Regions from separate parts of the Homo sapiens genome. Here regions 2, 3, 4, 5 and 6 are each linked to region 1. Evidence: chromatin contacts called from ENCODE Hi-C or POLR2A ChIA-PET data. All regions are on one chromosome and are shown on one strand. Each heading gives the region's core, a stretch centred on a gene start or an enhancer-like site at or near the end of the contact. The rest is flanking DNA. Distances are from core to core; before and after follow the strand shown.

Region 1 (2,911 bases), core at 396-2,895:
CCGCGGGGAAGAGGTTAGCGAAGATGGTCAGCACCAGGCAGATCATGATGGCGGTGCGGGAGCGGGATCCGCGGGGCGGGGCGGTGGCGCCCGGGGCGGGGCCTGCGCTTAAAGAGGCCTGGTCGGGGCGCTGCGGCCTCCGCGGGGAGGCTGCTTCACTTGCACCCCGGAACCCGGCAGCCGTGGGGGGCCGGAGGGCAGCTGCGGAGGCCAAGTCTCCTCCAGCAGCTCGGACACTAACTGTATCCCCCACAACCCGCCCAGGTGGTTCCACCCACGCGGCGCCCTGCTCCGCACCGCCCGAACCCCGCCCCCCCCGCGCCCCCCCGGCCAGGGCCACGACCACAGCGTCAGCCCTTCTCTCCCCGGTCCTAAAGACAGAGCGCAAAGACACCACGACCCTGGGTACTTCTTTTCTCTTTATTCCCTTTCATAGCTTCTGCCGGGATCCAGGCAGAGAGAGCACTAATGGGGGAAAGGGAGCGAGCGCTTCCCGCTTTCCCCAGCGTGGGCCCTCGGAGTTGGGTGTGGGGGCAGCAGGGCCAGAGGAAAGGCACAGGTGGCGATTTGCCCCAGCCCTCCCCCCTAAGATGCAGACCCTCAGAACACGTCGCGGAAGGTGAGCTCCCTGCTCCGAGAGGCAGACTCGGGTGTAACGCAAAGACGGTTTCTTTCATCAATAAGGTCCCCACTGCCTCACAGCCCCTAAGGCCACCCGCTGGTTCTGGCATTCTAGACGGGGGTGCCCTTGGCCCTTCCTTTGTCTTCCTGTTTTGCAGGGTAATCCCAGGGTTCCATGCGTATCCTCTGCACATTCAGCATGGGCTCCTCGGTGCTTGTGTCTCCATTTTTCTGTCGTTCTGCGATAATCATGGCCCGGAGGAGAGGCGGGTACGGCACGGAGGCCAGGCTGTCTTCCGGCGCCGGCGTGAACGCGGTGAAGGCCTCCTCCTCGTGCTTGGGCACCAGCCGCCAGTCATGGTACATGACGTGTTCGATCTCCCGCGCCTCGCTCTCAGTCTTCCCTGATGAAGAAAAAGAGGCGTCTGCACACACTTGCTGTGCCGTCGGCGGTCGGCATCGAACTGCCGGGCACCCGCTCTCCCGAGCCTTACCTTTGAAGGTCAGGATGCCCCAGGCCTTCCCGTGGTCCAAGTTCTGCAAAGCCAGAAGGAAGCGGGGTCAGCTCGCAAAGCTCTCGGCCCCCGAGGTCAGGAGGTGGGAGCCTCAGCCACGCAAACCTGCAGGGAGGAGGGGAGGCGGGGAGACCAGGCGGCTGCAGGGGCGGGGTGCGGACGGGGTGCACGCACCTGCGCCGTGTAGTCGGGCCGCACCCGCGTGAGGCGCCAGTAGCACGGCTCGTCGTGCTGCCACAGCCAGGACTTGCGCGTGACCAGGCGGCCCAGGCCGAAGAGCGGGAGGCGGCCGAGCAGCTGCAAGAGGCGGCTCTCGCGGCGCACGTCGGCCCAGGCCCGGACCGGCAGCCGGCGTCCAGAGAACGGCCGCGTCAAGGTCTCGTAGTCCACCGCGTAGAGCTGGGAGTCGCGCGGCCTGTTCAGTTGCTCCCGCAGGGCGCGCACGCGGCGGGCCAGCTCCGCGATCAGCCGCGGACGCACCTTCTTCCGCGCCATGGCGGGTCCGCGTCCTCAGCGGTCCGGCCGGAAGTCACCGGAAGAGGCCGGTGTCCCAGGCTAAAGTGTTCGGTCGCGGCCGGAAGCGAGGAAGAGGTCGGTCCGGCCATGGCGCGGGTTGGACCCGGGAGGGCGGGGGTCTCTTGCCAGGGCCGGGGCCGGGGACGGGGCGGGAGCGGTCAGCGGCGACCTCCAACCTGGGAGATCTCAGACTCCGACGCTGAGGACTCCGCCGGCTCGGAGGCCGCCGCGAGAGCCCGGGACCCAGCGGGTGAGCGCAGGGCGGCTGCCGAGGCGTTGCGGCTGCTGCGGCCGGAGCAGGTCCTGAAGCGCCTCGCGGTGTGCGTGGACACAGGTGCGGCGGAGGGCACGGGCGATACTCGGGGTAGGAAAGGCCTTTCTCCGCCAGGCGGCGCCCTCTGTCCGACTGGGCGGGGCGCGCGTGCCGAGGGGCCTGGGGCCGGGCCCGCCTCCCAGTCGGGGGTTTGTGCCGAATGGAGACTCCCCGGTCCGGCCACCCGCCCAGGTAGGGCGCTCGCGAGGGTGGAAGGAAGCAGTGACCGCGCTCCTCTCCCCCGGTCCCAGCCATCCTGGAAGACGCCGGTGCCGACGTCCTGATGGAGGCCCTGGAGGCCCTGGGCTGCGAGTGCCGCATCGAGCCCCAGCGCCCGGCCCGCAGCCTGCGGTGGACCCGAGCGAGTCCCGACCCCTGCCCCCGCAGCGTGAGTGGTCGCGGGTTCCCGAGGGCCAGCCGCGAGTTGGCTGTTTTGCTTCCATGATTTCAGCCCTGGAGCTGTCCCTGAGGCAGCTGCCCTGGGCCGTGCGCGTCTCGCGGATGGGTAAAGCAAGGATGGAGAACGGGAAGTGGAGGTGCCCAAGCCGTTCTGCTGGTATAGAGCCGAGCTGGCTGGAGAAGGTTCCGTCTCGATTCAGGCTGTGGTCTGGATTCCTGCCAGCCACAGAGACCTGGCCTGAGCTTGGCCTTGGCAGGAAAGGGAACACTGGGCTTCTGTAGAGCAGGCCTGTCAGGGCCTGGGCTTGGCTGGGGCCACGAACCGCTTTGCTGCTGGACTGCCCAGGCAGGGCCCCTGGGGCACCCGGGGTTGAGACAGGCAGCAGCGCGTCCCCATGTCCCCACAGCTGCCTCCTGAAGTGTGGGCTGCAGGTGAACAGGAATTGCTGCTGCTGCTGGAGCCCGAGGAGTTTCTGCAGGGCGTCGCCACACTGACCCAGGTGCTCGGGTGGTGGCAGTAGTCCCTCTCTAATCAGGAGGGGTGGGT
Region 2 (3,218 bases), core at 384-2,883, 440 kb before region 1:
CCAGACCCGGTCTCCAGACCCACCAGCCCCTCAGGAGAACACTGCTACAGAGTGGGGCTGAGGGCCCAGGCCCCCTCCCCTGCTTCCCCCACCGCGTCCCTGTCCCAGCCAGTCCCTGCATTTCCTGCAAGCTCCCTGCCCTCCCCCACCGGCCTGGCTGTGCTGGGTCAGGATCCGGCAGAGCCTGGGCCGAGCGTCCCGAAGGAGAGCCCACCCAGGGGTCCTGCCCCCGATCCTGCACAGACAGGTGTGGGGCGGGCATGGATTTGAGTGAGTTGGGATCCAGAAGCCAAGACAGTTGTTGGCAGACGGGCCCCCTCCCTTTGAAGAGCTGTGTTCTGGAAGCCTGTCTGGCCTTGGGCTGCCCAGGTGCCCTTCGGGTGAAAACTCCAAAGTCTGACCACCCCCCACCCCTTGTCCCCAAAGGGCTGCGAGTGTCCAGCTGTATTCGACCAAGGGCAGGTGCGACCGGGGGGCCGCTGCGCCCTCGGCAAGTCTGAGAGCCTCAGGCCCCCGACAGGACCATGCTTAGCACGGACTTCTCAAAGTGTGGTCCCTGGACTGGCGGCAGCAGACTGGAGCTGGGAAGTGCAGGCGCTGGCTGGCGTGGGGACCACACCTGTGATCTCAGCGCCTTAGGAGGCCGGGGAAGGGGGATCCCTTGAGCCTGGGAGTTTGAGACCAGCCTGGGCAACATAGGGAGACCCCCATCTCCACAAAAGAAACCAAAAAACATTAGCCGGCGGGTGGTCCCAGCTACTGGGGAGGCTGAAGCGGGAGGACCACTTGAGCCGGAGAGTTCGAGGTTGCAGCGAGTGGAGATGGTGCCACTGCGCTCCAACCTGGTTGAGAGCTATTTTTGAGAGCTTTTTCGAGACTCTGTCTGAAAAAAAAAGGGAAAAAACGCAGATCGCGCCCCCACCCAGACTTCGGGACCAGCGGGTTGGGGACAGGACCCATCAATGCCTTAACAAACCCTGCAGGAGACCGCGGGCCCGCTGGGGTTCCAGGACAGCGCAGCGGAGGAAGAGCGGGGAGCCACCCGGGAGGGGCTGGCGGGGTCCAGTGCAGACCCCAGGGGCTCCGGGGGCTCTGGCCGGCTGTGACCCCACAAGCGCCAACTGGGCCCTCACCAGAGCCCCAGGGACGATCGCCCCACAGACCGTCCGCGTGGGCGTGGGGCGTCCCGAGTGGATCCCTGCAGGACGCATCCCCGCCCCGAGAAGAGAGCGGCGGGGCCCGCGAGGTGTCCCTGAGTCAGGCCCTTCCAGAAAGGTCTGCACCGCTGCTGGTCTTCGTGACCGTGGCTTCCCTGGGGTCCGCGGAGGAGACCCCGCCGACCACCCCCTTCTAGACCCCACGCGCCACGGGGAGGGCGCGCGCGGCCAGGCGGGGTCCCGAGGCAGCCAAGCCCGCTCCCCGTCCCGCAGCCACCTGTGGGTTGACTCACAGCCCCGCATCCCGGGGGAGGGGGCTCCGGCCCGGCTCAAGGCACGGAGACCCCGGCCGGGTCCCCTAAGGCGCCGTGGACGCGGGGGGCGGGGCGAGCGCGGTCAGGCCCCGCCCCGGTCAGGCCCGGCCCCGCCCCCAGTCAGACCCCGCCCCCGCAGCGGCGTCCGCCCAGCAGTTGCTCAGTCGTCGGCGCGCGCGGCTGGGAGCGGTAGCTGTGCCTCGGCGTCCCCGAGCTGGTGCCGAGCGCAGCGCCCCAGGAGCCCCCCCATCCCCGCGCCGGCCCACGGTAAGTGCCGCGGGCTGCGGCCAGTGCTGTTGGGCCGCCGTCTGGGCTCGGCCCCGCGCCCCAACCCGGACGGACCGACGGCCGCCGCCCCCTTGGTCCGGGTCCCCCAGGAGGCACGGGGGTGGCCTCCGAGGCGGGGGGCGGTGGGAAGGTCTCGACGTCCCCTCGGCCCTGGGGAAACTGAGGCCGCGCATGCTTGGAGGGGCGGGGTCTCGGGGGCATTTCCCCTCCGAACGCGCAGGAGAGGGTGCGGCGGTGGGGTCCGCACTGCGGAGCGGACGGGGAGGGTATCCGGGCGCTGGCGACGGCCTCCCCCGCACTTGAGCCGCCAAGCGAGGCTTCGACCCCCGCGCCTCCCTCCCCGGGGGAGCAGACGGGCCCGGGGCCTCCCAGCACCCCTCCCGGGCGGGCTGCACCCCCCAGCGTCCTCGTCCCTTCCCTCCTCCCGCAGGTCCTCGTAAGGCCCTTTAGTCCCCCCGAAATCCCTGCGAGTGCAAAGCGGCCCCTCCTTCAGCCCCACTCGGCAAAGGGCTGTGGGCTCTTGCCTGGGCCGGGGTCTCCGGGGGAGGAGTTTAAAGTGACACACTAGACCCGCCCCCAGACTCACCCCGGACCGCCCGCCCCCTCCGAGGGGAGAGACCCCCATAGAACTGGGGGTGTGGCTCCTGCGGGCGCCCGGGGCCCCGGGAAAGGGGGTGCCGCGAGGCGGGGCAGGGAGGGGGTCGGTGAGCAGAGGGAGGAGGGAGCGCTGCGCAGACACGGGCGAGGGGAGGAAGAAGGCGCCTCGGGCTCCGGTCTCCTGCGCTCCTGCTGGGCGCCAGCGGCTGGACCTTGGCAGCCGTCTGAGGCTTCGGGGAGCCCAAGGCCACCGGCAGCGCTTGTTAGAATGCAGATTCCCGGGGTTCGACTGGAATGAGACCCCGGGGAGCAGCGTTTGCAGCGGGCCCGCCAGGTGACCTGCACCTGGGCACCGCCATCGGCTTCGCAGGGGCCATCTGGAGGAGTCGGTGAGACCAGGGAGAGATTCCTGCGGGAAACCCCCAGGGCCTGGTGAAGGGGAGTCGGGGGGCTGAGGGAGGAAGAGCAGGGAAGCTGGAGAGAAGACCAAGAGGGCAGCGTGGAGAGCCAGCCTGTGGGGCAGATGTCCTGCCACCTCCCGCCCCAGGCACACACCCAGGGCACCATCAGCTAACCCCCTGCCCCAAATGTGGTAAGAAGGGCGCCCCCAACACGTTGAAGGCGTTTGTTCCTAGACAGCCTGCACTGGGGAGGAAGGCTGACCCAGCCTCTGCTCCGCTGCCCCCAGACTCAGCTGCCTCACTGCCCCCAACCCTGAGCCCCCAAATGGCCTGGCAGGAGACAGCTTGGCTTAAGAGTCCCAGGTTCACATCTGGGCTCTGGGCAAGTCGCCCCCACCCTGGGCTGTGAAATGAGATGTGCCATCCTCCTTGCAAAATGTCATTCCCCATTCAGCCCAGGC
Region 3 (3,396 bases), core at 411-2,910, 280 kb before region 1:
GTTTTCCTGCCAGTGAGACTCTTCCCTGGCTGTCAACACATTCAGGGCTCTGCTCTAAGGTGTTCTGTTCAGAGCTCTCACCTTACGTAAGACAGCACCCACTGCTCTCTGGCTCTTTTCTTTTTTTTTTTTTTTGGAGGAGTCTCGCTCTGTCACCCAGGCTGGAGTTCAATGGCACAATCTCCACTCATTGCAACCTCTGCCTCCTGGGTTCAAGCAATTCTCCTGCCTCAGCCTCCCAAGTAGCTGGGATCACAGACACATGCCACCACGCCCAACTAATTTTTGTATTACTATTATTATTATTATTATTCTTTTTTTAGGAGAGACGGGGTTTCACCATGTTGGCCAGGCTGGTCTCGAACTCCTGAGCTTGTGACCCACCCGTCTCGGCCTCCCTAAGTGCTGGGATTAGAGGTGTGAACCACTGTGCCCGGCCACTGGCTCTTATTTTCTTACCCTACCGGTTTTTTATTTTGATTCCTTTTTTTTTTTTGAAACAGGGTCTTGCTCTGTTGTCCAGGCTGGAGTGCAGTGGCAGTGAACATGGCTCACTGCAGCCTCAACCTCCCGGGCTCAAGCCATCCTCCCACCTCAGCCTCCTGAGTAGCTGGGATCACAGGCTCATGACACCGTGCCTGGCTAATTTTTAAATTTTTTGTAGAGACAGGGTCTCACTATTTTTCCCATTCTTGAACTTCTGGGTGCAAACGATTCTCCCACCTCAGCTTCCCAGTGCTGGAATTACCGGCGTGAGCCACCGGGCCCGGCCTCTGCCAGTTTTTCTGCTCGAGGCCTGTCACCTGGCATATTTCGTATGTACTTTATCTGTTCCCCCGATAGGTGAGCAGGAACTTTGCATCATTTGTTGCTCAGAAGGCTTGGTGCACCAAGCAGGCATTTAATCAATGTTTGTTGAATGGATAACTGTTCCCCAGCTTTTCCCACATCCATCACTGCTGAAATGGCGCCTCTTTAGGTGTCTTCCTGGATTGCCCCCTCCACAAAGATGAAGCCCCCCACACTCCGCTGCGGTGTACAGAAGGCACTGCATGTTGTAAATGTTCAGTGTCCGGCTGTCCAGCCTGGCGGCCACAGCCAAAGGTAGTACCGAGCCCTTGAGATGGGGCTAGTGCTGCAAGGGAACTGGACTTATTTAACTTCAGTTAATTTACAGAGCCACATGCGTCTAGCGCTTACCCTACTGGTCGCAGTTTTTATTCCACGACCCGGCCTCATTTACGGAGCTGCAATTGTTCAGATCTGACATGATCTCAACTGCTCTTTTACTTCCTTGTGTACCGTGCGTTTCCCTTACTGGCCTCTGACCCTTGAAAGCAGAGCCTTACATCCGGGGAAGACGAGCCAGGCCTGTCTTGGTAAACATCTGCCTTAGAGCGAACGCTCGGCGTTCTGGAGAGAATGTGGGACCCGAGGCGGAGGGAAGAGACGGCTGACATCACTCCAGGGTAGGGACGACCGAGATGGGAGAAACTAAGGCGAGAACCCACCACCCGGGCGCAGCGAACCCAGCTCGCAGCCACGTGGGGAAGCGCGGCCCTGCCCTCAGGCCCCGCCCCACTCACGCGTCAGGCCCCGCCCACCCCACCGCCCCCCGCTCCCGCGTCCAGGCTCCGCCCCGTCCCCGCGCAGCGCAGGCGCAGATGCGCCCTCCCGCCTGGCGTCCTCCGCAGATTCGCGCTGAGAGGCCCGCGGAGACCCGCCCCAGAGGCTCAAGAAAACCCGCGGGAGCCTCGCCCGGACCCAGGAACTCGTGCTCGGGGCCAACCGGCTGGGCCGCGATCGCGTTTCGTCCGGGGCCGCGGCGGCCGTGGGGAATCGGCTGCAGCGAATCGGTGGCGCGCGGCGCCTGAGCGCGCTGCAGTCACCCGGGAGCCGGGTCCAGGTCGGGTTGGGGGTCGGGGATCGGGGATCGGGGGTCCGGTTGGGTCGGGTTGGGCTCCAGGTCTGGTTGGGTCGGGTCCAGGTCGGGTAGGAGTCCGGTCGGGGTCCGGGTACAGGTCGGGGTCCGGGCCTGGATCGGGGGCGGGTCCGCGTGCGGCTCCTCTAGCCCCGAACCCGTGTTCCCCGTAAGCTGTTGGTTTCTAAGGGGCGGAGGAATGGCGACTGGAGCCACCTCTCACCGCTCAGGGAGCCGGGAGGGCCGGCAGCTCCCGCGGGCCGAGTTTCCCGCCTTGGGTGCGAGGACGCGTGGGGCCGCGCTGTGCCCGGGGAACACTCACCAGCATCTCTAGCCTCCACCTCCCTCTCGCGCCAGTGGCACTCCCGGTTGAGACAACTGAGAATGTTCCCTGGGCACAGTGGCCCGGGTTGAGAAGCCCTGCAGTGGCTGGTAGCGTTGGGGTCCGAGCGGAGGAGCGAACTCTGGGTGGAAACCGGCAGGCACTGGAGGGGAAGGAGGCGGGACAGGGTTGGGTGGGACCAGGGTTGAGGGGTGTGGGGTCTCGGGGCGCTCACCGAGGGGCTTCCTGAGCTTGTGTGGATTATTTCCGTGCCCCAAGCTGAGCCCTGTGTCCATGTCACAGGTCGTCTTCCCGTGACGCCCAGATCTGTCCTGCAGGATGGAGCCAGCACCCTCAGAGGTTCGACTCGCCGTCCGGGAAGCCATTCATGCCCTCTCGTCTTCGGAGGATGGCGGCCACATCTTCTGCACCCTGGAGTCCCTGAAGCGGTATCTCGGTGAGATGGAGCCTCCAGCGCTCCCGAGGGAGAAGGAGGAGTTTGCCTCGGCCCACTTCTCGCCTGTCCTCAGATGTCTTGCCAGCAGGCTGAGCCCAGCCTGGCTGGAGCTGCTGCCCCATGGCCGCCTGGAGGAGCTGTGGGCCAGCTTCTTCCTGGAGGGCCCGGCGGACCAAGCCTTCCTGGTGTTGATGGAGACCATCGAGGGTGCTGCGGGGTGAGTGGGCTGGGCCCATCCTGGGGTTGCCGGTAGCCTCAGAAGTGATGAGAGTGGCTTGAAGGACTGGACCAAGAGCCTCTCTAGTCCCTGTGAGGGGCTAGAGAGAGAGCCTGCTCCTGGCTGAACCCCTGAACAGAAGAAGCGGTCTGTGTCTGTCTCCTTTGCGACGGGAGGCACCTGCTGTGTCTCACAAAGTCCCCCACTTGCTCCCCGTCCGGCTGTGTCAGAGAGGGATGGGGTGGGAGTGTTCACATCCCAGGCGGCAGAGGCAGCCCGTCAGCTGGGGACGTTCCAGGTTTTCCAGGGAAGCACAGCTGTCATCACTGACACGTGTCCCATGTGGACTCCCAGCCCCAGCCGGCTCCCAGGCTCAGCCTCAGATCACACTGCAGTCCTTGCCGGGACACTGCATCTTGAGAAGCTGGGTTTTCAGAGGTTGCTGTGATCAAAGCAAGCACTGAGTTATCCGCGTCAGC
Region 4 (3,005 bases), core at 281-2,780, 460 kb before region 1:
TGAGGGAGGGAGGGAATGAATGAATGAGAGAGGAAATGAGTGAGGGAGGGAATGAGTGAGGGAAGGAATGAATGAGTGATGGAGGGAATGAATGAATCAGTGAGGGAGGGAATCAGTGAGGGAGGGAATGAGTGAGTGAGGGAGGGAGGGAATGAATGAGAGAGGGAATGAGTGAGGGAGGGAAGGAATGAATGAGGGTGGGAATGAATGAATGAGGGCGGGAATGAATGAATGAGGGCGGGAATGAGTGAGAGTGAGAATGAGTGAGTGAGGGAGGGAATGAATGAGTGAGGGAGGGAATGAGTGAGGGAGGGAATGAGTGAGTGAGGGAGGGAATGAGTGAGGGAGGGAATGAGTGAGTGAGGGAGGGAATGAGTGAGTGGGAATGAATGAGTAAGTGAGGGAGGGAATGAGTGAGTGAGGGTGGCAATGAATGAGTAAGTGAGGGAGGGAATGCGTGAGAGAGGGAAGGAATGATTGAGTGATGGAGGGATCGAATGAATGAGGGAGGGAGGGAATTAGTGAGGGAGGGAGGGAATTAGTGAGTGAGGGAGGGAATGACGGAGTAGGGGAGGGAATGAATGAATGAGTGAGGGAGGGAATGAATGAATGTGGTCACTCCCCGCGGTCCCCAAGCACCCGGACACCGTGACCTTGGCTGCGGCCCCGCCGTCGGCGAAATGCGGGCGGGGGGGCCGGGAGAGCCCGGGGGCCAGCACGGTCGCGCGTTGGCGAACGGACTGTCCCGCGCGCTCGCGGGTCTGGGGGCCTCCCGACCCGGTCCTGCTTGTTGCGTGGGCGGGAGGGGGGACCGGAAGCGCCCCTCCCCCACGGGCTCGCCCCGCCCCCGCCGCTCGCGGTCCCCCACGTCCCGCCCGCGCCCCGGCCCAGGGCCAGCCCCCGGTTTAGGGAGCATCCACACTTCTCCTCCCGTCGGTCATGCTCGCATTCGGCCTTTTGTACGGGGTCAGCTCATTGGGCGGATGAGAAGGTGTCCCCGCCTACCGCCCCGAACTGGCCAATTGCAAGGGGTTTCACAGGGCGCTGAACTCGCGGGAGCGTCACCGTCCTGCGACGCTTCAGAGGATCCTTAGGCCTCAGTGGTCTTTGACCCCCGGCCCCAGGACCTGACCCCAAGGAAACCTCCGGGACCTGTGGCTGGAGAGGTGACCGCCAGGCATCCGGGGAGCCTTTGGAGATCTCGGCTTCCTTTTTCCCCCGCTGCTTGCCGGCGTGTCCTCGGGTGGACGCGGGCAGCCCGAAGGGGAGTTTACAGACGCTCCCTCACATCGGGGACGCGGCTCCTTTAAGGGCGTAGGTGTCCAGGGCGCCGCCTGACTGGAAAGTCGCCCCCCGGCCGGGCTCCTGGGGCGGACCCGGGGCGCGGGCGCGCGGCGGCGGGGCGCGGGCAACGGGGAGCGCTCGGCGGCGCGGGAGGCGCTCGGGGCCGGGCGGCAGGAGCGGCGCGCGAGGCAGGCGTGCAGAGGGCAGCCCCGCGTTAGGCCCCGCCCCGCGCGCCCCGCCCGCGCCAGGGTCCTCGGAGCTGCTCTGGCTGCGCGCGGAGCGGGCTCCGGAGGGAAGTCCCGAGACAAAGGGAAGCGCCGCCGCCGCCGCCCCGCTCGGTCCTCCACCTGTCCGCTACGCTCGCCGGGGCTGCGGCCGCCCGAGGTGAGCGCGTGCGGGGGCCGGGCCGGGGCCGCGGGGCGGGGGTCGGGCCGAGGCCTCTACTCCTGTTGGGCCCGGGCCCCCGACTGCCCCGCGCCCCGCCCCGCCGAGCCGGGCCCCGCGCCGCGGCCGAGCTTTCCGGGGAGCCCGAGAGGCCCCGCGCTCGGCGCCGGCTCGGTCCGCGCTGCTGGCGCCGCTGGGCTGCGGCCCGAGCGGCCGGGCCGCCGCAGGCCTTCGGGGCCGGGGCTCCCCCACTTCGCCCCCGAGGTGCGCCTGGCGCGGGGCCGGGGCAGCCACCTGCAGCCGGGGCCCCGCGAGGCCGCGCCTTCCTCCTGCGCGGGGAGCGGCTTCCGGGGTCACGGTCGCCCCGCGGACGGATAGGATGGGCCGCGGGGGGAGAGTCTTGGATTGCAACATCGCTGGCTCGCGGGGGTGGGGGCCGGCGAGCGGGCTTGTTTTCGGTGCCTTAAAACCAAAACAAGTGTAAGTTTTCTTGTGCCTCTGAAGATGCTCCGCTGGCGCTTGCTGGGGCCCTGAACGTGAGCGCCTCGCTGGAGGGGGAGTTTTATTCTGTTTTGGACATCTCTTTTTATCGGTTGAATAGTAGTTGGTTCTGGTAGTTAACGTGCGTAGGAGGAATGTAAGGGAATGATTAGTTGGGCTTGTGATCGTGGCCTGTAGTCACGCTTGAATCGCAGAATGAAGTGGTTTTGTTTGTATAATTGGAAGTTACGCTTAGTTTCTCTGTTTGCAAAGTGCCTGTCTTTGGGGAGTTCGGTTTGTTTCCTTTTACAGGACCTACCCCAAGTGTTTCTTGCTCTTCAAGAAACGTTGCCTTTGGGTAGAGAACCTATGCAACGGAAGACGGGACGGATCCTCAGTTTGCCCTGATTGCTCATTCAGAGAGGTCCGTTCCCTAGGCCACTGGGTGATTGCTGGTGTGCGCTTGTATGGTGTCTCAGGGTTTGGGATCTTGCTTCAGAAACATTCTCGGGGCCTGGGGCAGATCAGGTGCGGCCAGGTAAGCGTCTCCCGACTGCAGGTGCTTGGGTCTTGCAGAAGGGAATACCTCCCCAAGCCTGGGAGAGTTTGCATTTGGGTGCAGGAGGGCCTTTAAAGGCTTCTTGTGCCAGCCTGTCGTGGCGACCACCCGTTGTGGAGATCAGTGCGGTGGAGTTGTGGGAGGTGAGTGCTTTGCTCACCCTCAGCCAGGAAGTTGCTCTGAAGTCGGTGCTGTCAACCAGCAGAGCAAGGCGGTGATCCGAGAAGCTAAAGCTCAGCCGGTTGCGGGCGCCCAGCAGGAGGACAGAAGGCAGACTTTCGGGCCGCTCCTGGAGTGC
Region 5 (2,962 bases), core at 35-2,534, 310 kb before region 1:
GGAACGATGGCGGCACAGACAGAAGCAACCACAGCGGAACTGGGTCAGGACTCCCAGCACCTCCAGAACCAGATGCTCTGATAACACCAAGTGTAAATGACCATGAGGCAAACTGAAAGCGGGAAACTGCTACACGCCCACTACCACGACAGCTTCCACGGTGAATCAGTCACCACCACGCAGCCCACAGTCACAGACGCGTCGCACAGCTGTGTCACACATGCACCACGCAAGCATTTCTGTATGACTACTCATTTCTTACGTAATTTAATATGTGCAAATACCAGTTGTTACCACTTTCAGAAAAAAAGGTGACCCCTTCACACCCAGCCAGCCCATCTGCACACAGTGCCACCAGTACACAGGGTGGCTGAGGCCAGTTCTGGAAGGCAGGCAGCCAAGAGAGCTGCTCCTGAACCAGCAAAGAGCGGGCGCCCACCCTGCCCAGCCAGGGCCACCGCACCCTCACCTTGAGCCGCACCACGTGGGGGATCTTCACCCCGTTGAGGAAGCACTTGATCTGGGGGATTCCGCTGCCAGCAGCCACCGGCTGAAAGAGGGGAAGCACGGCTGAGTGGGTCACGGCCAGGCTGAGACAGATGCAGCCCCTCAGCCCCAGGAGCCCCAGGAGCTGAGGAGAGCAGCAGACACGTCGGGGCCTCAGGGAAGGGGAGCTCAGCACACAAACGTCGGGGCCCCAGGGAAGGGAAGAGCAGCACACACGTCAGGGCCCCAGGGAAGGGGAGAGCAGCGCACACGTCGGGGCCCCAGGGAAGGGGAGCTCAGCACACACGTCGGGGCATCAGGGAAGGGGAGAGCAGCACACGCGTCGGGGCCTCAGGGAAGGGGAGAGCAGCACACATGTCGGGGCCTCAGGGAAGGGGAGCTCAGCACACACTTCGGGGCCCCAGGGAAGGGGAGAGCAGCACACATGTCGGGGCCTCAGGGAAGGGGAGCTCAGCACACACTTCGGGGCCCCAGGGAAGGGGAGCTCAGCACACACTTCGGGGCCCCAGGGAAGGGGAGAGCGGCACACACGTCGGGGCCTCAGGGAAGGGGAGCTCAGCACACATGTCGGGGCCTCAGGGAAGGGGAGCTCAGCACACACTTCGGGGCCCCAGGGAAGGGGAGCTCAGCACACACTTCGGGGCCCCAGGGAAGGGGAGAGCGGCACACACGTCGGGGCCTCAGGGAAGGGGAGCTCAGCACACACGTCGGGGCCCCAGGGAAGGGGAGCTCAGCACACATGTCGGGGCCTCAGGGAAGGGGAGAGCAGCACACACGTCGGGGCCTCAGGGAAGGGGAGAGCAGCACACACTTCGGGGCCCCAGGGAAGGGGAGCTCAGCACACACGTCGGGGCCTCAGGGAAGGGAAGAGCAGCACACACGTTGGGGCCCCAGGGAAGGGTCTCATGTCGTTGGGGTAGCTGCTCTCACTCTTCCCAGCCCAGACACAGATCAAGGACGTGGTGGAGGCGGAGGTGGAGATGGAAGGAGGGGAGGGCAGAGTGAGGAGATGGAAGGAGGGGCGGAGTGGGGTGAGGGTGCCCAGGCCTGTGCTGGTAGGTCAGGAGCAGCACCCCAGGGCTCTGGGGGTGAAGAGGCCCTGGTGTGTCTGCTCCTCCTGAGGTTGTGAGTCTGGACCACGTGATTCTAAAAGTGCCCGGGTTGTCAGCCAATGTGATGGTGGGGGTGGGTGAGCTGCAGGGGTTCCCGCCCATTCACCAAGACCCCCAATCCTTCATGGGGTCCGCCATAGCTGCGGCATCCTGCCACCCACCTCTATGAAAGCCACAATCACAGAGCCCACGAGCACGAAGGCGGCGTTCAGCGTGGCCCACAGCAACAGGGAGAAGGACAGTCCGCCCTTCTCTGTGAACTTGTCGATATCTGGGGCTCATCAAGGAGGGCTGGCTGCTTCCCCGTCATGACCACCCAGCCCAGACCTCAGCCCTGCCCCACAGACCAGCCTGGCAGATGCCACCCTGCTGGGTGGAGCCATGATGTTCACTGGACATCCCAGAGACGTCTCACGGCCCAACCATGACAGGGACACAGCCAGCCTGGCCGGGCCGCCTCCACCTGCACTGGAACACGCTGGGCTCAGGACTTCTGCCCGGGACTCGGCCCAGGCCACGCCCCCCTCCCAAGCTGCAGCGGCCGCACTGGGAAGGATACTGCCCTTGATGACCCTGTACTTGAGGCCAGCCAGGTTTTCCACCACGATGTCAATGAAGCAGGCCACGAGGCCCGTGAGGATCCCAATGAGGGCGCAGATGACCCAGCGCTTGATCTCCACCGTCCGGAAGGCCTGCAGGGCGCGGTCAGGGCGAGGGTCAGGCAGGGCCCTGGCGCAGTCACTCTGGCAGCAGCAGGACCGCCCAGACCGCCTGCAGGCCCCGGGATTATGAAGGGCCCAGTGTGCACGGTGCGCTGAGTCCCACAAAGGACAGTTTCTGGCCAACATCTGAGGCGCACCCGGGGCCCGAGGGTGACTCGGGGAGGTGGGTGAATTCCCAACAACTTCACAGCCAGCGGTTGTTATGCTGGGCACCGCATCTGGCGGCCGTAAGAGCAGCCTTCTTGGTTACGGTGACCGTGACCCTCCCACTGTCTCTAGAAACCAGACGAACCACAGGCCTCAGAGGCGGAGTCAGAGGAGGAGGGAGGAGGTGCGTCACCTCACCCCGGCAGAAGAGCAGCCCCAGGCCCGGCCGGCACCAGGCCCCGCACCGTGGGGCCCTGCAGGGAGCGGCGTCCAGCTCACCGTGTGATTGATCCGCCGCTCCTCCTCCAGGAACAGCTGGTTCTCACTGTTGTCATAGTCCAAGCTCTGCAGGCCGGGACAGCAAGGGCAGCACTCAGCACCGAACCCACGCTCTGGGTGCGGGCACAGGGGACCGGGAGTGGGCTGGCAGGGGGCAGAGGCCGGGTCTCAGGGTCAGGGGGACAGAAGGACGCC
Region 6 (3,171 bases), core at 173-2,672, 450 kb after region 1:
CCAAGATCGTGCCGTTGCATTCTAGCCTAGGTGACAGAGCGAGACTCCATCTCAAAAAACAAAAACAGGCCGGGCGCGGTGGCTCATGCTTGTAATCCCAGCACTTTGGGAGGCCGAGGCGGGCAGATCGTGAGGTCAAGAGCTTGAGACCATCTAGGCCAACATGGTGAAACCCTGTCTCTACTAAAAATACAAAAATTAGCTGGCCATGGTGGTGCACTCCTGTAGTCCCAGCTACTCGGGAGGCTGAGGCAGGACAATCATTTGAACCCAGGAGGCGGAGGCTGCAGTGAGATCGCGCCATTGCACTCCAGCCTAGGTGATAGAGTGAGACTCTGTCTCAAAAACAAACACCCCAAACAAACAAAAACCAAAAACAACCCCCATCTCCAAAACCAAAAATTCAACGTGGCTGGGAGTCGTGGCTCACGCCTGTCATCCTAGCACTTTGGGAGGCCGAAATGGGAAAATGGTTTGAGGCTAGGAGTTTGAGACCAGCCTAGTCTAAACAGCAAGACCCTGTCTCTATTTAAAATACATAATGCAAATAAATTTTAAAAAATTTAAAAAGTGGCTGGGCACGGTGGCTCACGCCTGTAATCCCAGCACTTTGGGAGGCCGAGGCGGGCGGATCACGAGGTCAGGAGATCGAGACCATCCTGGCTATCACGGTGAAACCCCGTCTCTACTAAAAATACAAAAAATTAGCCTGGCGTGGTGGCGGACACCTGTAGTCCCAGCTACTCAGGAGGCTGAGGCAGGAGAATGGCGTGAACCCGGGAGGCAGAGCTTGCAGTGAGCCGAGATCGCGCCACTGCACTCCAGCCTGGGCGATAGAAAGAGACTCCGTCTCAAAAAAGAAAGAAAAAAAAATTAAAAGTATATAAAAGAATAAAACAGCTTCGCAGAGCTACCCATGAGCCATCCCCGACCCGTGTTCTTTTCCCGTGACCCGGGTAACCATCTTGGGAGGCTCTAACACCCTAGGCGGTCAGTGGGCAGCAGGCACCACACCCCTGGTTGGAGCTGTGGCGGCTTCCCAGCAGCAGCCGCGGGCGGGGCGACCTGTCCTTAGGTACGGAAGCGCTGGGGCGCGGCTGCCTAGCAGCCGCCAGTCCGCTCGCCCCTCGCGTTCTCTGGCTCTCAAATCCGAGTGCAGCCTCGAACATAGGTCCTTCTGCCGCCCCGCCCCCTGGCTGGCAATCTGCTCCACCGTAACCACGCCCTCCCCACAGTCCCGCCCCATCTTCGCTCTCAGCGCGCCCGGCCCCGCCTCTGCCCTTTAAGGCCACACCGCTATCCAGGCCCGGCTCCCCGCCTGTCCGTCAATCCGCTCCGGTTCTGCCCCGCCCTCCTCTTGCCGTTCCCTCACGCTGGCCTCGGCGCGGCCCGTTGTTATGACGACATGGTCGTAAATCCGCCATCTTCCTGCGGCGCGTTGCGACATGGAGGGCGCGATGGCAGTGCGGGTGACGGCCGCTCATACGGCAGAAGCCCAGGCCGAAGCCGGGCGGGAAGCGGGCGAGGGTGCAGTTGCGGCGGTGGCGGCGGCCTTGGCCCCCAGCGGCTTCCTCGGCCTCCCGGCGCCCTTCAGCGAGGAAGGTAACCGGGCCGACCCGGAGGGTGCGGCCGGGGTGCGGGCAGTTCATCCCGGGCTGGCAGAGGCCCGGATGGCCCGAGCTGCGGGCTCGACCGACCCTCCCAGACCCAGACACCTCGCGGATCTCGCGGGACCCTCACAGCCCTCCACGAAACCCCCAGGTTTGCTGCGACCCTCACGGGCCTCTCCTGCGGGGCGCCTGTCATCCCCCCTCTCTGGTGTGCGTCCACAAGTGCTCGCGGGTTGCTGAGCCCCCGGGCGCCCGGTGTAGACATTCGCAGACGCCGGCGTCCCGGCCCTTCTCTGCCTCCGATGCCTGAGCCTGGCCCTCCCCTCCTCTGGGCCCCTTCCTCCTGCACCTGATGGGCGTCTAGGGCCCTGTTGGTGGTTCCAAGAGGGTGGGGCCTCGGTTTCTCCAGGATCTGGGCTCTGGGCCTGTCCGTAGGGAGGCAGCAGAGCCTAGTGCAAGAGGGCTGGTGCACTGCAGCCAGCCTGTGGCCCCTTCCAGTCCCACACTTGCCGCTTTCTAGTTCTTTGATCCTGGGTAGGTGACCCTACCTCTGTGAACCTCTATTTCCCCTACAGAATGGGGCGGCGGCTTCTGCCAGTAATGTAACAAGCCCTTATCCTGCTTTAGGTTTTTTCATTCTCAAACCAGTCCTGACAGGTGGATGTTATTGTTATTCTCATTTTGGGGATGAGGAAAATCGAAGGTTGGAGACCTGAAAGTGACCGGGTGGGCTGGGTGCGGTGGCTCACGCCTGTAATCCCAGCACTTTGGGAGGTCGAGACGGGCGGGTCACGAGGTCAGGAGATGGAGACCATCCTGGCCAACATGGTGAAACCCGTCTCTACTAAAAATACAAAAAAACAAAATTAGCCGGGCGTGGTGGCGGGCGCCTGTAGTGGGGAGGCTGAGGCGGAGAATGGCGTGAACTCGGGAGGTGGAGCTTGCGGTGAGCCGAGACCGCGCCACTGCACTCCAGCCTGGGCGGCAGAGCCGGACTCCGTCTCAAAAGAAAAGAAAATGACCAGGGTCACCCAGGTAGTTAAGTAGCAAGGGTTGGATTGGATCTCAGCACTGTGAAGGCCTTCACAGCCCCTTTAACTTCCGGGCTCTGCTGCCTCATAGAAGCATCATGGGAATTAAAATAAAGATTGTGGCCAGGCGCAGTGGCTCACGCCTGTAATCCCAGCACTTTGGGAGGCCAAGGTGGGTGGATCACCTGAGGTCAGGAGTTCGAGACCAGCCTGGCCAACATGGTGAAACCCCTTCTCTACTAAAAATACAAAAATTAGCTGGGCGTGGTGGTGCGCGTCTGTAATCCCAGCTACTTGGGAAGGTGAGGTAGGAGAATTGCTTGAGCCCAGGAGACGGAGGTCGCAGTAAGCCGAGATCGCACCACTGCTCTCCAGCCTGGGTGACAGAGCAAGACTGTCTCAAAAAAAGAAAAAAGATTGTGTGTCATGTGCCGAGAGCAGTGTTGGGGATGCACTAAGGGCTCATTCCTGGGGGCACTGAGAGCTTTTGGAGATGGAGCTTGGGTCTGTACCCTCTGAGCTTGTCCTAT

Evidence for each region. Hi-C counts contacts between places; a loop is a spot of excess contacts on that map. ChIA-PET counts read pairs that join two places held with the same protein, here RNA polymerase II (POLR2A). Pooled maps may share reads with other maps.
Region 2: a loop to region 1 is called in a pooled map, with 2.5 times the contacts of the local background. The contact joins the promoter of BAIAP3 here to the promoter of MRPS34 in region 1. A Hi-C loop is called at or near these places in 2 of 168 maps with a recorded cell type or tissue (B cell and naive thymus-derived CD4-positive, alpha-beta T cell), 7 of 37 single-sample maps with no recorded cell type and 8 of 50 pooled maps. POLR2A ChIA-PET finds 5 or more read pairs at or near these places in 3 of 52 experiments (CD8-positive, alpha-beta T cell, RWPE1 and WTC11).
Region 3: a loop to region 1 is called in a map of mammary epithelial cell, with 4 times the contacts of the local background. The contact joins the promoter of TELO2 here to the promoter of MRPS34 in region 1. A Hi-C loop is called at or near these places in 3 of 168 maps with a recorded cell type or tissue (chondrocyte, dorsolateral prefrontal cortex and mammary epithelial cell), 15 of 37 single-sample maps with no recorded cell type and 20 of 50 pooled maps. POLR2A ChIA-PET finds 5 or more read pairs at or near these places in 6 of 52 experiments (CD4-positive, alpha-beta T cell, CD8-positive, alpha-beta T cell, WTC11 and 3 more).
Region 4: a loop to region 1 is called in a map of naive thymus-derived CD4-positive, alpha-beta T cell, with 14 times the contacts of the local background. The contact joins the promoter of UBE2I here to the promoter of MRPS34 in region 1. A Hi-C loop is called at or near these places in 7 of 168 maps with a recorded cell type or tissue (CD4-positive, alpha-beta T cell, CD8-positive, alpha-beta T cell, aorta and 3 more), 21 of 37 single-sample maps with no recorded cell type and 21 of 50 pooled maps. POLR2A ChIA-PET finds 5 or more read pairs at or near these places in 13 of 52 experiments (A673, BJ, CD4-positive, alpha-beta T cell and 10 more).
Region 5: a loop to region 1 is called in a pooled map, with 3 times the contacts of the local background. The contact joins the enhancer-like site here to the promoter of MRPS34 in region 1. A Hi-C loop is called at or near these places in 1 of 50 pooled maps. POLR2A ChIA-PET finds 5 or more read pairs at or near these places in 3 of 52 experiments (B cell, H1 and HCT116).
Region 6: a loop to region 1 is called in a pooled map, with 5 times the contacts of the local background. The contact joins the promoter of E4F1 here to the promoter of MRPS34 in region 1. A Hi-C loop is called at or near these places in 1 of 168 maps with a recorded cell type or tissue (gastrocnemius medialis), 4 of 37 single-sample maps with no recorded cell type and 12 of 50 pooled maps. POLR2A ChIA-PET finds 5 or more read pairs at or near these places in 4 of 52 experiments (CD8-positive, alpha-beta memory T cell, GM12878, H1 and 1 more).

What each region holds. Positions count from the first base shown.
Region 1 is chr16:1,771,489-1,774,399 of GRCh38, forward strand. MRPS34 (mitochondrial ribosomal protein S34) reads right to left here and starts at 1,646. Exons shown (of 3, transcript NM_023936.2): 1 at 1,311-1,646; 2 at 1,116-1,158; 3 at 407-1,025. The coding sequence starts at 1,631. The coding sequence ends at 733. EME2 (essential meiotic structure-specific endonuclease subunit 2) reads left to right here and starts at 1,322. Exons shown (of 8, transcript NM_001257370.2): 1 at 1,322-1,986; 2 at 2,217-2,353; 3 at 2,772-2,864. The coding sequence starts at 1,740. NME3 (NME/NM23 nucleoside diphosphate kinase 3) reads right to left here and starts at 55. Exons shown (of 5, transcript NM_002513.3): 1 at 1-55. The coding sequence starts at 46. RefSeq lists silencers at 1,261-1,400, 1,761-1,860, 1,891-2,200, 2,211-2,320, 2,331-2,390 and 1 more and enhancers at 691-780, 1,571-1,710, 2,568-2,911.
Region 2 is chr16:1,332,012-1,335,229 of GRCh38, forward strand. BAIAP3 (BAI1 associated protein 3) reads left to right here and starts at 1,634. Exons shown (of 34, transcript NM_001199097.2): 1 at 1,634-1,738. RefSeq lists silencers at 588-788, 1,524-1,683.
Region 3 is chr16:1,491,700-1,495,095 of GRCh38, forward strand. It overlaps TELO2 (telomere maintenance 2), which reads left to right and starts at 1,661. Exons shown (of 21, transcript NM_016111.4): 1 at 1,661-1,906; 2 at 2,547-2,917. The coding sequence starts at 2,583. RefSeq lists enhancers at 1,319-1,368, 1,466-2,366, 3,268-3,396 and silencers at 1,579-1,668, 1,839-1,888, 1,899-2,098.
Region 4 is chr16:1,308,106-1,311,110 of GRCh38, forward strand. UBE2I (ubiquitin conjugating enzyme E2 I) reads left to right here and starts at 1,531. Exons shown (of 7, transcript NM_003345.5): 1 at 1,531-1,668. RefSeq lists silencers at 600-889, 1,380-1,679, 1,880-2,069 and enhancers at 1,100-1,339, 2,041-2,652.
Region 5 is chr16:1,458,638-1,461,599 of GRCh38, forward strand. It overlaps CLCN7 (chloride voltage-gated channel 7), which reads right to left. Exons shown (of 25, transcript NM_001287.6): 4 at 2,768-2,833; 5 at 2,179-2,311; 6 at 1,781-1,890; 7 at 470-550. Among named protein-coding and RNA genes, the nearest start is that of CLCN7, 15 kb to the right of the region's middle. Within about 2 kb of position 1,285, at least 3 of the 41 ENCODE cell types and tissues checked have a DNase peak (open chromatin) inside an H3K27ac peak, as active enhancers do; they include B cell, where a contact is called at or near this core.
Region 6 is chr16:2,222,169-2,225,339 of GRCh38, forward strand. It overlaps E4F1 (E4F transcription factor 1), which reads left to right and starts at 1,423. Exons shown (of 14, transcript NM_004424.5): 1 at 1,423-1,602. The coding sequence starts at 1,446. RefSeq lists silencers at 1,118-1,257, 1,548-1,637 and enhancers at 1,318-1,487, 1,718-1,857, 3,113-3,171.